Regions from separate parts of the Mus musculus genome. Here region 2 is linked to region 1. Evidence: chromatin loops called from intact Hi-C (ENCODE). Cell type or tissue: left cerebral cortex. All regions are shown on one strand.

What was found. Peaks named below come from ENCODE experiments on the same cell type or tissue, not always from the same donor. Only the 100,000 strongest peaks of a DNase experiment are listed, where the experiment ranks them.
Region 2: a loop joins it to region 1, with 3 times the contacts of the local background. A loop is called at or near these places in 2 of 42 quality-filtered maps.

Annotation. Positions count from the first base shown.
Region 1 is chr11:84,692,824-84,700,823 of GRCm38, reverse strand. No RefSeq gene overlaps it. Among named protein-coding and RNA genes, the nearest start is that of 1700109G15Rik, 24 kb to the left of the region's middle. In left cerebral cortex, a CTCF peak has its summit at 3,165; DNase peaks (open chromatin) are centred at 3,151 and 3,556.
Region 2 is chr11:84,755,072-84,763,071 of GRCm38, reverse strand. No RefSeq gene overlaps it. Among named protein-coding and RNA genes, the nearest start is that of 1700109G15Rik, 39 kb to the right of the region's middle. In left cerebral cortex, no CTCF peak of the experiment used is centred here; DNase peaks (open chromatin) are centred at 2,063 and 3,318; H3K27ac peaks cover 2,025 bases.

The DNA of each region.
Region 1 (8,000 bases):
TCATACAACATCCATGTGAGAGAACAGATGCCAACTTATTGTTTTTGTTTGTTTTTGCCTAGAGTGGGGGCAGTATGTGAGGAGGGCTGACACAGGGTTTTACAATGTCGCTGGGATTGTCATTTAATTTCCTATGTAACACTTGTCGGCCTCAAGCTTCAGATCCTGCCAGCTCCCTGACTGCTAGGATGACTGGTGTGGACCTTGGTCCTCAGTCACCATTTCTTTGAGTATCCATGAAGAGTCAGACTCTCTGGACCACTATGATCACACAAGTGAGAACTAGGTGCAGACCATCTGGCCATCTTCCTCTCTCTGTTGCCCAGGGTACCCCCTCCTCTGTCCTACTTCCCACCCACCCTAAATGAAGCCAGCCAAAGGAAGTGGGTAAACAGAGGCAGAGAGGCTCACTGCATTCCAAAGACAGGGACCAAGCCACTGAGTAGAAGAAGGGTCAGACTTTGGGCTCTAGGTAGCTTGGGGAGACGGCCTTCTTTGGCCCTCTGTGAAGTAGGGCTGATACTCTGGTATATAGAGAGGCTACAAAACCTCATAAGATGGCGTCCCTAGGAATTTTGTGAGCACAGGGTCTGCACTAAGAACTCAGCATCCCTACCACCCTCTAGACAGTGACTGTTCCATGGGGCCTTGTAGGTCCAGCATTCCCTTGTTCATCTAACTCAGTGGTCCTGAACCTTCCTGATGCTGTGACTGACCCCTTTAATACAGCAGTTCCTCATGTTATGGTGACCCCCCCCACGGCAAAATTATTTTCATTTCTACTTCAGAACTGTAATTTTGCTACTGTGATGAATTGTAACATAAATAATTTTGGAGATAAAGGTTTGCCAACAGGGTTGCGGCCCACAGGTTGTGAAACTGCTGACCTAATTCAAGGCGGGGGGCTCCAGGGAATGGTATCTAAGTTATAAATGGAGGTTTTAGTTTGGACTTTACTCCTACAGGGTGAAAACCTTGGCACTGCTGGGACACCCTCTCGGTTGCCTTGCAAGAAACTGAGGCCCCAGGAAGGAGCCTGCCCAGGTCCAGAGGGACTTTAAAAAGCTGTCGCTGGGCGTGGTGGCACACACCTTTAATCCCAGCACTCGGGAGGCAGAGGCAGGCGGATTTCTGAGTTCGAGGCCAGCCTGGTCTACAAAGTGAGCTCCAGGACAGCCAGGGCTATACAGAGAAACCCTGTCTCGAAAAAACAAAAAAACAAAACAAACAAACAAACAAAAAAGCTGTCTACCCAGTGGCAAGGAGGTGCCTTCCTTCCCAGCACTCTGCCTTCTGGCTGCTGTGGCCTAGGAGGCTGCCAGGCAGAAGAGCGCACTGGTGCATGCAGCATAGGGGACATAGAGGTCCCCAAGCCCTGCCACTGGGCTAGGAGGCCCTGAGCTCATAGCTGAGGCCATTCCGGTCTACAGCTCTCTCAAAAATGCCTTGGTAAACCTAGGCAGTGAGGGCACTTTTAGCCAGTGACCGATCTCCACCATTTTGGTTGATGGAAGTGTCCCCAGCATGGAGACTTACTGATGGGGAGGATGGGGCGGAAGAGCACCCCGGGGCATATTAGGGACTATAGAGGGTCTCCCTGGGGGTCACTGGCAAGGAGGGTGCTTTAACGCTTGGGAGCCATCCTGCCCCTTGAGGACTAGGGAGGAGAGTCAACCCAGTGTAAATGCTGGCAAACAACTAGGTGGAAGGGGAGAGCTAGGGAATGCTGGAGTGCAGAGGAGGGGCCGTTTGAATCTAGCCAAGCCGTGGAACTCAGAAAGCAGATGGAGCGCGAAGAGCATTCCAAGGGGAGAGAACACCTGGATAAAGACCTAGAGACCTGTAGGGTGGGGTGTGCGCAGGCGCAGTTGGGAGGTGGGTGCAGGTCTAATGGGAGGGGCTTAAAGGGCAGACGTTGATGGTGGGGTTGTGAGCAGTGTACTTCTAGGGAGCCCCAAGGGTTCTGAGAAACTCACTTCCTGGAAATTACCTCTACATTTGTCAACTCAGACGCCCCCTCCCCTTTTCTCCCTTCTGTTATCAGCAGCTCTGTGTGGTGACACCTGATGGCAGTATTAGGTAGGTGTGGCTGAGGAAAGCACATAGACTTTGGAAAGCCTGTGACCTGTGGTTTTAGAATTAAATCACCCCAGCAAGATGTGTGGCCTTGGTGGACAGGCTCACAATTTCCCTCAACTCCATTTTCTGATTCGTAAGGTAGGGACAACTAGAGTTCCAGACAGAATTTCCCAAGACTGGTGAAGAAAATCCAGCCAACTGGAGTCTTTCCCTGTTCCTACACCTCGGGTCTAGACATTCTGACCCTAGTCACTTGCTATCTCTCAACATAACCTCTCTCCTTACCTTTGTGACCTATGACATGGGTCCTGGATGCCCTCCTTGGAGAAACACTTGACATTTGCCCCCCCCCCCTACCCTGCTTTTGACCGGTATTAGGTATCAGCCTGGCCTTGCTTTGGCCAATCTTTCTTGCTATCACCTATCCTAGAACACAACGGCCTGTCCTCTTGGTCCTTCTGGTTTTCCAGGCCACTCTGGTTCTTGTCTATATTTTAGTCCTCTGTCACAGAGCTAAGGGGATGAGAGGCTGACCCTGGGAGGCTCCGGGCTCACTTTGCAGCTAAGAGTAGATGGAAGAGTGGGCTCAGGCCGTCTGGGAGGCCAGTTGTCTCTGTATGGGGTTTATAGCAAGAACAGCTCAGCCTATGGGGAAAGGTATGACAGAGAGCAGGGAGGCTTAGCTGAGCCCTGGCTAATTGGCTGTGTGGCTGTGTACAGGGAACTGTCCCCTCTGTATCTCAGATGATTAACCAATCACGAGAGAAGATCCATAAGTAAGGCTTGTTCTAGTCCTTACCAGGGGTCTGTCCAATGCATAGGTCTGAGATGTTGCCTTGGTGGCAATGAAGGGGACATCAGGGAAGCCATTCTTAGGTAACTCCACCCCCCAAGGTTCTGGACACTTACCACCCCCTTCTGAAGGATTTACAGTGGGCTGAATTCATTTGCATGACAAAATTGGCTCAGGCATCCAAGTGTTGCAGGACTGGTGTAACATTGCAGAGAACAGGCAGCCAGGAGGAAGGTTACAGCTGACAAAGAAGGAGCAGATCACCGCCCACCCACTCGCTTGCAGCTTCTGCCAACCACCCCTCTGCTGGAGTGTGATGGGACACTCGAGACAGTCACTAGCTCCAAGTGTGTGCTGGCGTTGGGGGGAGCCATGCCAAAACTTAGGAAGTGGCAGCCTGCCGGAGATGTGGGTGGGGTTCTGCTTCTGCTATCTTTTTATCTATGGGGGGGGGGTTAGAAGTCCTTTACTATTTCAGAACACCTCCCCGCTTGGCTTACTCCGTCCGTAGGTTATCTCTCTGCTTACTCTTGGGACCTGATAACACAGGAGTTCCAGAGCTACTGTCTGTACACCCGTCTATTCACTCACCTATCCACAGATCTATCATCAATCCACCAACCTGACATCCGTCCATCCATTCACCCACCCACTCATCAGTCCACTCACACACTCATCTATCTACCTGCCCACCCATCCCACCTACTCGCCATCTGTTTACCGGACTCTCTGCCCACCCATGCACTCATTCATTCTCCCATATACCCACCCATCCAGCAGTCTGCTCATTAATCTACGAGTGTGCCCTTCCATCTAGCTGGCAGAAATGCACTGGACACTTGATGTACTGGTGCAGAGCCAGGCATGTCTCTGTGTGGCAGCTTCGTTTTCTATAAGGGTCACAGGGTGTATCTCCCAGGATTGACTCTGGGCTGTGAGAGTATTTTCTGCACTTTATTCGATTAGGCAGCAGGGAATGTGAGGGTCAATAAAGCAGAGTTATTGCCCCCAAAGAAATCACAGTTTTAAGAGGACTGGTGCTGTGGTCCTGCAGAGCCTGTGACATGTTATGGGGAAGTGTGTGGGGCTCTGCTTGAGTTGCAAGTAGAGTTAGGTCTGTCATCCCTCTCTCTGGGCCTCACACTGAAGAAGCTGAGGCCTGAGAAGGTTAGAGGATTATCCAAGGCCACATTGCAGTACAGACAGGAGGACTGAGGGCTGAGCCTTCCAATACTGGAAGTTTCCGAATGCTTGGAATTTGATTTCTTACCCTCAATTCCAAGGGGCCTCCCAGAGCCTTGGGCTGTTCTGATTCCCTCACTTAAGGTTATTGGTGAGTAGGCAGGGGCCCAGTGATACAGGACATCTCAAGGGATGATGTAGGGAAGAGATACTCATGTGGCTTAGAAGGAAGCCTGAGCCGAGCATTCCTGGCTGTGCTGTGGGATACACCAAGGGTGTTTGGCCTCAGAACAGAAGGATGGCTCCACTAGGTCAGATGAGGTAGGGGTGAGCTTGGGCTATAGAAAGCTGAGGCCAAGTCGTAGAACAGCACCTAGGCTGCAGGTCTCAACTCTAAACCTAGCAGACAGGAGTAGCTCACTCCCTCGGCTTGCTAGTTCTTCCGGGCTCTAGCTCCGGGTACTCAGAGACCCAGAGACCGGAAGCCTTGAATGGCCAGGTCCGGCCCCCATCCTGTGTCCACCCAGCAGCTCACTCCTTTAAGGATCAGCTACTTTAAAGCCCTCCGGGGTCTAGTCGGAACTCTAAAGCCTTTCACCAAGCTTCCTGCCTGTACCTAGAAACCTTTAACATCAGTCCGTGTCCTGAGTTCAGTAGGTCCTCAATGGATGATTCCAGGGTTGTTATCTCTACCCACATTTCCTGTCTCCATTTTACTTTCATTTATTTTTTTTAAGATTTATTTATTTATAATATACACAGTGTTCTGCATATATATGCATATATGTATATATATATATATCTGCATGTCAGAAGAGGGTGCCAGATCTCATTATAGATGGTTGTAAGCCACCATATGGTTGCTGGGAATTGAACTCAGGACCTCTGGAAGAGCAGTCAGTGCTCTCAACCTCTGAGTCACCTCTCCAGCCCTTACTTTTGTTTATTAAACTTTTATTTTGCAATGTAGTGGTGTTTGTTTTTTTTTTTTCTAGTTGTCTCAGACCCTTGAGGGGTGTATGCATGTGTGCATGTACATGTGGTTGTGTTCATATGTATGCATGAGTGTACATGTATGTATGTGTGTGTGCACTGTGTTATGTATATGGGTGTAAACGGTGGTACTTACAATCTATCACTGACGGTGGTCCCCTGTCTGCCTGGAGACCTCCCTTAGGCTTCCCCTTTTAGAGAAGACCTGTGTTCCTTTCTTTATTTAGTTGACAAGGTGTGGAGTACCTATAGGGTACGGAGCCCCCTTCTGGGCATGTGCTAGTTTACTAGCCTATGCTGTCAGATAGGCTGAAGACTTGACCAAGTCCCCAGCCTGAGAGACCTTAGGTCAGCAGTAAGAATTTCCTGGGGCCAGACCCAGAATCTCCTCCCTAATTCTTTCCACTAAATCTGCATACCGTTAAGTTAGCACGAATTAAGCAGGCCCCTGGCCTCTGTGGATGCATGTGTAGCCCCTTGGAGACACCAAGGGCTTCTGAATCAGAAACTCAGCTCCTCATTTGGCTCCTGGCTAGCCTGGAGCACAGTGGCTGCCACCTGGGACTGCCACAGAACTGCCACGGGACCCAGCATTCTCTTATACCTCTGGCTTGGCCCCTGATGGCCAGCAGCAAGTGTGGGACCTGAATCTACTCACCTGCAGAGGGGGGGTGGCTGAAGAGGGTACACTCGCGTCTGTTCCAAGGAGGGTCACACCCAGGGCTGACCCAAGAAGTTCCTGTAACCAGTTGAATTGTGGTCCTTAAAAGGTATATCCAGCCGGGCGTGGTGGTGCATGCTTTTAATCCCAGCACTTGGGAGGCAGAGGCAGGTGGATTTCTGATTTCGAGGCCAGCCTGGTCTACAGAGTGAGTTCCAGGACAGCCAGGGCTATACAGAGAGACCCTGTCTCGAAAAACAAAACAAAACAAAAAAAAAACCAAAACAACAAAAAAAAAGGTATATCCAAAAGTCAGTGCCTGCGAATGAGACCTTGTATGGATAATAGTCTTTGTGAACGTAGTTAAGACCCTTGAGATGACACCATGCTGAACTCTGAATCCAGTGATCAGCTTCCTTTGTAGGAGATGTGGGAGAGGGAAGCATTGTGACACCTCAGACAGAGTAGAGGTATACAGCTATGAGTTAGGGACACTGAGTTCAGACCTCAGTTGTGACAAAATCCATGTCTGCTCTATGCTTGTGAAAATTTGGTGTAGCAGTCCCAGGACATCCATGTTTGTCAGTTTTTGTCATCGTGACAAAATATCTTTGAGAAAATAGCTCAAGGGCGGAAGGGTCTATTTTAGCCTAAGGGCAGACGGGTCTATTTTAGCCTGTAGTTCTAGCGGCTTCAGTCCATGGTCACATGGTCCATTGCTTCTGGGTCTACATGTAGTGAAGCAGAATACAATTGAGAGCACAGGTTATCTCGTGGTGGACAGGAGCGGAGAGTGATCAGAGAGGCCTGGGGACATGATATGCCTCTCTAGGGTGGTCCCCATGATGCACAGTTACCTGCTCCCTCCAACTGAACCCTGATTCCTAGTCTTCGCCACCTTCCTCATCTCATTGCGTCACAAAGCACCAGTGATTAGTCCAATTACCTTTCTCAAAAGTCTGGCAGCTGGCCTAAATTTAACCTTGAGCCTTTCAGTTGACACTCCTGCTTAACCTAAGTGCTACCATGCATACAGCACCTTTCTCCATGTCTTCATTCCTGCTACCAACAGGAGTTCTGGCAACCTCATAGAACAAGACACCATCCAGCCCTGCATCTCCACCCAGAGAAATCTCCCTGGCACACTGCCACCAAGATGCTAGCCAGTCTATCTAACTTAGCTCTTCTTCCTTCCTTGGTCCTCAGTTTCCCCATCTGTAGAACAAGGAGTTGGGAAACTTATCTTTTTTGGAAACAAAGTCTCATTAAGTAGCTCTGGCTAGAACTCTCTATGTAGAGCAGGCTGACCCCAAACTCACAGAGCCCACAGAGATCTGCCAGCCTTTGCCTCCTCCCAAGTGCTGGGATCAAAGGTGTATGCGCTGCAAGGCTCCCTCTCTGGCTTTGGAAAGCTTACTTTCAAGGTCCCAGGGATGGGAAATGGAGCTCAGAGTGCCTATCTAGCATATACAAAGCCTCTGTCAGATCTCCAACACCTCATAACCAGGCGTGTTGGTATCCCCCGGCATCTCCACACCAGGCTGTACCCCAACCTCACTACATCAGAATATCTGGGCTGGAGCTCTGCCAGGCATGTGCTTTTAAGTTCTTTGTGACGAGTCTCATGTTCCTTCCATACAAAAGGTCTCAAGTTCAAGGTTATCCTTAGCTACACAGTGAGTTTGAGGCCAGCCTGGGTTACATGAGATACTGTCTTAATACAGTCACAACACTCTTCTCAAACCTTTCAGGCTCCTAGTGTGGGGTTGTGGAAACACTTGACCCTTCCCAATAGCATGCTGGACTCCACATCCTCAAAGAGACTTGAACTACAAACAAGAACCCTATGGGACACTGGGGTCTGTTTTCACCCCATCAAGATGGCATTTCCTCAGATACTTAGTTATATAGATGGGGGACATTTGTAGGCATTCCTTGATGTCAATAGACTAGGGATGCTTGCAGGAGGTCCTTGGCTCTGCAGAGCTCTGACCTTTTCCCTCCTTCTCATCCTATCATCCTGTCCTTTTCTTCTGCATGAGGTGGGAGGGTGACTGATTGGATTCAGGCTGCACACAGTGGGCTGTCCTACTGTGGTCTGCCCTGGGAGCCTTGGACCTCAGGCTCAGTCAACCATGTTTATCCACACAGTAATTATCAACCCCAGAAGACTTCAGAACACACCCCTGCCAGAGCTCCACCCCAGATATTCTGATGCAGAAGGACTGAAACACACCTTTGGGCTGTCTATGGAGCCCCCAGCGTATCTCTCTTTCCCATGCTCACTTTTCG
Region 2 (8,000 bases), 62 kb before region 1:
TCTGGTCATGCCTGCAACTCATTCTTATTTTAAAGAATTATTTATTATTATAAGTAAGTACACTGTAGCTGTCTTCGGAAGAGAGCAACAGATCTCATTACGGGTGGTTGTGAGCTACCATGTGGTTGCTGGGATTTGAACTCAGGACCTTCAGAAGAGCATTCAGTGCTCTTACCTGCCTGCAGCTCATTGAAACAGGGATTGTAAGCTCTGTTTTTTGGATAAGAGCCCTGAGGCTAAACCTTTGGCTTTAGGCCTTGTGGCTGAGAGGTAATACAGTTGGCCTTGGCCCTGCCTCTACAGTTCACTGTGTCTGGAGGGAACAAGGGGTCTGATGAGGCTTGGGTGCCTACACAGTGCTCAATGGTAAAGGAGACCCAGCTCTCTCTCTCTCTCTCTCTCTCTCTCTCTCTCTCTCTCTCTGCTGTAGATTTCCTGGGATGGGCCTCCTAACTCTAGGGCAGGGCATGGGAGTGGTGGCCTCATGGTGTAGGGGCTCGTGTGGACTTGTGGCTGCGGGTCACCCTCACTTGGGCAGGTAAGAACTGAAGGCATTCAGGGGAAGTTTATCCTCTATGGTGCAAAACACACTTGGAAGGGCCGGAGAACCAAGCAGGACCGGGCAGAGGGCTTGGAGTCAGGTGTAGCCATGGCAGGAATTTGGCTTGCCATAGGAAAGGCCTAAGTAGAGCCAAACCAGCCACAAGACACACAGCAGCCTGAGGTAGCAGGGGCCTTCCCCATCAGTCCAAAGCCCTTGTTCTTTAGACTCCCCAGTTACATGATAACTCAACAGCTGATATTTATTGAATGCCTACTGTATGCCCCGGACTGTGCCAAACCTTTTAAAAATCTCAACAGTCATCATGCATGCTAGCTAGAAAATACGTGGATGAATGGTATCTTTGAAGCCTGGGCTCCCTCTGCAGAAGGGAGAGGTTGTCTAGAGACGGGGATCAGACCTTTTGATCTAAGTGTACACATGACACCTGCAGGCCTTCAGTGGACACAGTGTGGACTGTCACTCTTTGTGTTCAGTGGGTGGAAGTTTCAAGCTGGGCCACTCTTGCTTCTCTTCCCATTGTTTCTGTGCTTGGCCTCAGAAGCTTGTCCTGGCTCTCAGGCACTTCTCCTGCCCCTGGCTTCAGAATCTGTCCCAGGACCCGAGTCCTGGCCCCTGGTCTAGGCTGTGCACATGGGTTCATAGGGATATGATATAAGGGGGCAGGTGGCTACAGTAGTGTCTCACCTCTGTAATAGAGATCAGGGAGGGTCTCCTGGAGACCCCTGTCCAGGAGAGGATAAATCTGAGGTCTTTGGGGGAGATTGAGGACCCCACTGCAAGCCCTGCCCATTTCTTACCTGCCTAGGTCATTTCTTCTCTTCATTTGTCTCCGCAGTGTTGAAAAGATCAGGGGATAGTCCTCTTTGTGGGCCTTTTACTACCCCCATATCAGTTTAGAATGTCTGATTCACACAGTGGCATGTTTGGTAAGGCATCCATTGCTGCCTGACCCAACCCCATTATTTAACAAATAAGGAAAGGGACGTACAGACAAGGGGAGTGACTTACACAAGGTCACACAGCAACTTAGCAAGCAGCAGGACTATCATAGCTTGAGGACGCTAGGAAGGTGGGTTGAGGAGAACCTCAGAGGAGCTCTAAGAGATTGAGGGGGTTCCGAGAAGGGAGGGGCACCCTCTCCTTCGTTTTTCCTGAGGTATTGTCAACTGGATCCCTGGCCACCCCCCGCCACCCCCCTCGCCCCACCGCCGTCCTCTGCACCGGGTGGAATTGTCTTAACGCAGCAAATTGTTCATACACATGTAAGCAAATATCTTCTCAAATTATCTCTTATCACCAAACAGGCTGCGATGCTCACCGGCTGGAGGGCCGAGGTTGTCTTTCAATCCACTGGTGATGGGGAGGGGGGCAGGGAGGGGAAAGGCTGACACCAAAAATAAACCAGCAGAGTGGGGATGGTTGTCGCAAGGGGCAGAGCGAAGTTGTCAGGCAGCGAGAGCGTGTGAGGCGGCAGGACGATAATGTGCCATGACACTTCTGAAATGAGCGGCTCGTTGCCATGGTGAGCAGCCAGGAGGGACCGGCTCTCCGGAGGCTGAAATAAAACACGCTTTAAATGATGTTTGATTAGAATTTAGATCATGTAACCGAATACCTCAGTCCTCTTCCCTCTGCTTTTCTCCTTTTCTTCTTCAGTCTCTTTTCTCCCCTCCATCCTTGCCGCTCTCCACCCTGGGAAGACACAGATACACACACACCCACATATGCACACAAATGCAATGCAATTCTACACACATGCACACATGGATATACATCCATGAACATGTACAAAATAGGTGTACACAGATGCATAAATGTCAGCCAACAACATATACACAAGTATACACAGGCACAGATATGCAAAGTACACACAGGCATACAAACTTGAATGCTTGTGTGCACACATATCTGGACACACATACCCATCTCTCTTTTCCCCAATTATTCTGCTGGGTCTTGGGTCAGAAAATCCAGCTCAAGGCAGATGCTGGGGACCCCATACAGGGTCATAGTATTGACCCAGTGGTAAAGAGCTTGAATCTTACCAACAATATGACAATCCAAATGTCTCATGCACCTTGGGTGGGTAGCTCCTCATGGTTCACAAAGCCCCTCTAATTTCAAGTTCCTACTTTGTTCTCACTGAGAAGGCCTTTGCCTAGTCATGGACACACCCATTTTCGAGAGGAGGCACTGAGGCCCAAAAAGTCCAAATGTCTTGTCCAAGATCAAGTACACATAGGACTGGAAGGCTGGCTCAGTGGTTAAGAACATTTGTTGCTCTTGCAGAGGACCTGAGTTTGGGCCCCAGGACTCACAGTGGGTGGCCCACAACTGCCTGCAACTTCAGCTGCAGGGGATCGGACTCCCTCTTTGGGCCTCTTCAGGCACCTGAACCCATGAGACCTATGCTCACATAGATGCATACACATGAATAAAAAGAGAATCATTTTGTTTTAAAAGATCCAGCACCAGTCAGAAGTATATGTGGGACTTCCAGGGCTGCCCTTATGGGCTCTTGGAGGGAGCCACTTCGGAGAGAGCACAGCCAGCTTTGCTTATCCAACATGCTTTGGAAGCTGGTTTTGCTGTCGGCTTTGGCCTGCATGAACCATGCAGAGGTGAGCAGGACCGCTCTGGCCTGCTTCGAGAGACTTTTGCATGGACTCCTTTTCTGCCCTCTTTTTGTTTTGGTAACAGACTTGTGTTATATTTGTGGTACTTTTCCAGGGCATGCTGCCCGGCTTGGGAAGATAGCCAGTCCTGGCTGAAGGTGCTGTGTTGGTGGTGTGAGGGAATGATGGTAGGCAGGTTCTGTGGACAGAGCCAGTTGGGGACTCCTGGAATCTCACTACTCTTACTGTCCTGGATTTTCTTGGAAGCCCTAGAGAGGGTAATCACTATTCTGTTCCATGTCAGAGAGACATGTCTAGATCCAGTGTGTCTATCTTCTTGATAGGCCAGGGCCTTCAGATTGCTTCTTAGCCAGTCTATCCATTCATTCTATCATATAGTGGTGTTTGTGTGTGTGTGTGTGTGTGTGTGTGTGTGTGTATGTGTGTGTGTATGTTTGTGTGTAATTTGCTGTGTGTGTGCTGGAACTCAAACAAGCAGACAAATTGATAGGCAGGCATGCACGCATATGCACACACACAGGTACACACACACAGGGATACATACACTCATAGACAGACAGAGGGGAGAGAAAGGGACAGAGAGAAGAGAGACAGACAAGAGATGGGGAGAGAGGGAGAGGGAGGGGAGAGGGGGAGGGAGGAGGGAGAGAGAGATCGAGAGTCATAGGCTCCTTTTGTACCATGTAATCTGATGGAGGTGGAGTCTGTGTGTGAAGGGGAGATGCACTGTGTCTAGCAAGACCATGGGAGTCTTCCCTGAGGAGGCAATGCTTCAATAAATTGGTAGTTCTCCAGGGAGACACAGGCAGAGGCAGCAAAGGCCAGACCTTGATTGCAAAGGTCCAGCCTTACCCAGCTTGTTAGATGCTCCCTAGATAGGAAGTGATTCTCCCATGGTGCTCCATCCGTGTTTGGTTTTGTACACGCCAAGCTAGTGCTTTCTCTCCGAGTCCCACCCCCATCTCAAACCAAGCTTTTGAAACAGGGACTGAGCTCTGGGTGCCACACCCTCCCTAGACTGGGGTTTCACCCAGAGTGGTCTGATACCTTCCCTCTCTTTTGTCCTTAGCTCCAAGCAGGATGGCACTTATTTCCTTACTTACATGTTAATTCTGTGAAAACAGAGACCGAGTTATGCCTCTGTGCTTCCCATAGGAAAACATCAGCTGGAGGTGTGGCTCAGTGGTAGAGCATTGCCTAGATTTCATGAAGCTTTGGGTCGGATCCCTGGTACCAAAAGAAAGAAGAGAAGAGTCCAACACATCCCGAGTACTTGCTGTATGCCTGACACTGTATACTTTGTGCTGTTCATGTCTTTATGTCCTTTAGTCTTTATGGCTCTAGATCAGTGACTCTCAACTTTCCCAATGCTGCAACCCTTGGACCCTCATGAAAGGATTGTTCAACCCCAGAGGGGTCCCGGCCCACAGGTTGAGAACTGCTGCTTTAGAGGCAGGTACCTCCACTGTTCCCATTTCATAGCCAAGGAAGCTGCAGAGCTGGGAGGTTAATTAATTTATCCCAACGCATATAGAGTAGCAGATGTCAGAGTCAGGACCTGACTCTAAAGTCTCTGACCTCTGACTCTTGACTTTCAACTCCTGACCTTTTGAATTGAACTTCATTTGCCTGTGAGGCCACTGGGCTCAGCTTCTCCATGCAGATGGAACAGGGAGTCCTGGACCGTCATCAGTTCCAGAAGTCCATGGCTTTGGAGATGCTCGGGTGCTTTGTAAAGCAGAAAGAACGAGGAGGGTTAGTCACCAAAAGAACTTCAGATTGACGTCCAGGGCTCTGAGGGAGTTGCAGAGGTGAGAGCAGCCACATTCAGCTCATCTGGGCTGGAAAACGTTGGATCAAGTAAGGCTACTGAGGGTGACAGGGTACGTGGGCAGGGGCCAAGGAATCTTGCTGTCACTCAGAACAGGGTCTACCCTTCCCGTCTACTCTTATGTCTGTCTGTCCTGGCATGGCATGGTTTTTGTTTGTTTATTTTAACACAGGGTCTCAGTTCTAGACTGACCCCAAACTCCATATATAGGACAAGGATGTGGGTGACCTTAAAGTTCTGATCCCTCCCCCTCCCAAGTGCTGAGAATATAAGCATATGCAGCCATATTTGGTTTATATGGTATGAGGGATTGAACTGAGGGCTTTGTGCATGCTAGGCAAGTGTTCTGCTAACTCAGCTATCCATCACGCCAGTGTGTGTGTGTGTGTGTGTGTGTGTGTGTGTGTGTGTGTGTACATGTGTGAGGGATGTGCTTGCTGTAAGGGTGCATATGAAGAGCTGAGCTTGATGTCAGGACATCCCCCAATTGCTTCCCCATCTTACTCTTCAAGACAGGATCTCTCCCTGCATCTGAAGTTCTCTGTTTCAGCTACCCTAGATGGCCAGTGAGCTCCCGGGACCCGCCTGTTTCCGCCCACCAGCGCTGGGCTCTCACGTGTACCCTGATGTGCTTGCTTTTCCACACGGGTGCTGGGGATCTGAACGCAGGCCTGCACACTTGCACAGCAAGCTCTTCAACCAATGAGCTCTCTCCTCAGCCCCCATCATGCCAGGGTTTAATGCCACCTTCCTCTTCTAGCTTCATAGGACCTGTCCATGCTTGAGCCTCTGAATGGCTCCTCTCTTCACCCTCTCCCTCCTCTCTTTCTTCTACTGGCCACTGGTGAGCATCCTCCAACAGACTTGATTGTAATAGCTTCATGGTCCAAAGTCTTTATGCTCCTCAGGTGAATCTCAGGTTTAGATTCACCCCATGTGCTCTGAAGCCCCAAGGCTCTCTGGCCCAAAACCTGCCTTTCTGGCCTGGTACCTCTCACCTGTTCCTGCTCCAGGCACCTGAATCAGTGTCTCAGTGTGTCTCAGTGTCTCTCAGTGTCCTGCTTACCTGTGCCTCTGCAGCTGAGTGGCTACCACAAGTGATCACCCCTCACCCCCCCCGCCCCAGTCAAATGGCTGCTGCTGTCCAAGCCTTTTCAACAGTTCTGACAGTTCCAGGGCTTCCCTCTCTGGAGCAGTTTGCCTGGCCACCCCTTCCAGAAGGCACAGCTGCAACATGCACTCCACACTCAGGCTGTCGGTTTGTCTCCGTTATTTTCCTGACCTAACTGCAGGCTTCTGGAAGAGCAGACTGCGGTGTGATCACTGTGTCTACACCTTCTAATCAAGACTGTCACAGCACCAAAGATGTCCTGCCCAGGAGGACCAACCTCTTCAAGAACAGAGCTGTGTTCGGTCTTTGGTCCTCAGCCGCTCCAGTAGAGCAGTGGGTAGGGAGTGGAAGGAAAAACTGGAGGATACTATCCTACAACTTTCTGAATAATTTCCTTCCTCACAGGTAGTTTCCATCCTGGAGGAGGGGCCGGAAACATTCCTGAATGGAGCAGAAGCAGGGGGGCCAAGTGGCTGCAGGGCCTGCATGGGGAGTCAGGGGTGCAGTGTGGATACTGAATGCAGTGGAGATAGAACAGGGGACTGGATGAGTTTGACAGGGATGTCATTGCTGTGGAGAAGTATTAGAGAAATCTAGAACTGACTCCTAATGTCTTCCCCTATGGTGGTTTGAAAGAAAATGGCCCCTATAAGCTCATAGGGAGTGGCGCTATTTGGAGATTTGGCCTTGTTGGAGTAGGTGTGGCTTTGTTGGAGGAAGTGTGTCACTGGGGGTGGGCAGTGAGGTTTCAGAAGCTCAAGCCAGGCCCAGTGTTGTTCTCTCTCCTTGTTGCCTGCTAATCCAGATGTAGAACTCTCAGCTACTTCACCACGCTGCCTGCATCCTGTGATGCTTCCTGCTGTAATGACAATGAACTGAACCTCTGAACTGTAAGCCAGTCCCAGTTAAATGCTTTCCTTTATAAGAGTTGCTTGGTAGCTCTTCATAGCAATAAGCTCTAGGACATTTCCCTATGCAGCACCGCATGGAGACAGCCACAGGGTGGCCCAAGACACAGGATTAAACTTCAGTTCTAGCCAGGAGCTATGGTTTTTTGTAAGCCCTATTTGTGCTGCTGGGACCTGAACCCAGCCTTATACATGCTGGGCAAGCATGCTACCACAGAGTCACACTCTTAGGGCAGGAGTTACTTTTACACTCTTCTAAACAGAACAGCACAGCGAAGGCCATGTTAAAGAAGGCTGCATGACCAGTGAGAACTAAGCTTTAGAGAATTGAGGAGCCAGAAACACACACTATGGAGCAGTGCAATGTAGCTCAGCAGAGAGACTGTTTGCTTAGCATACATGAGGCCACAGGTTCAGGTCCCAGTACCACATAAAATTGAGTATGATTTCCTACATCTGTAATTCAAAGTCACCCTTGGCTACATACTGTGTGCCAACTGGGTTACAGGTGCTGGAAGAAGGTTTGTTGGTTAGGAGTCCTTGCTGCTCTTGCAGACAACCTGAGTTCAGTTCTTCACATAGGGTGGCTCAGAGCTTCAGGGAATCTGATGCCCTCTTTTGGTCTCCTTAGGTACCTGCATGCATGTGCACACACACACACACACACACACACACACACACATACACACAATCTGAAAAAGAAGAAAGAGAGAGAGAGAGACAGAGAGAGACAGAGAGAGAGAGAACCTAAGAACCCAGAAACCCCGAGGAGAGAGAAATATGGGAAAGAAAGGGAAGTGCTGACCCTATCTCTGAATGGGTTCCTTTGGCCACTGAGTTCCATATTTTGTTATATTTTGGAGATGGGGACAGGTAATATATCTAGACAGTGATGAGCAGGCAGGCTCATCTCTGTCTCTGAGGTCAGACGTGGCCCAGGCCGTGGTCT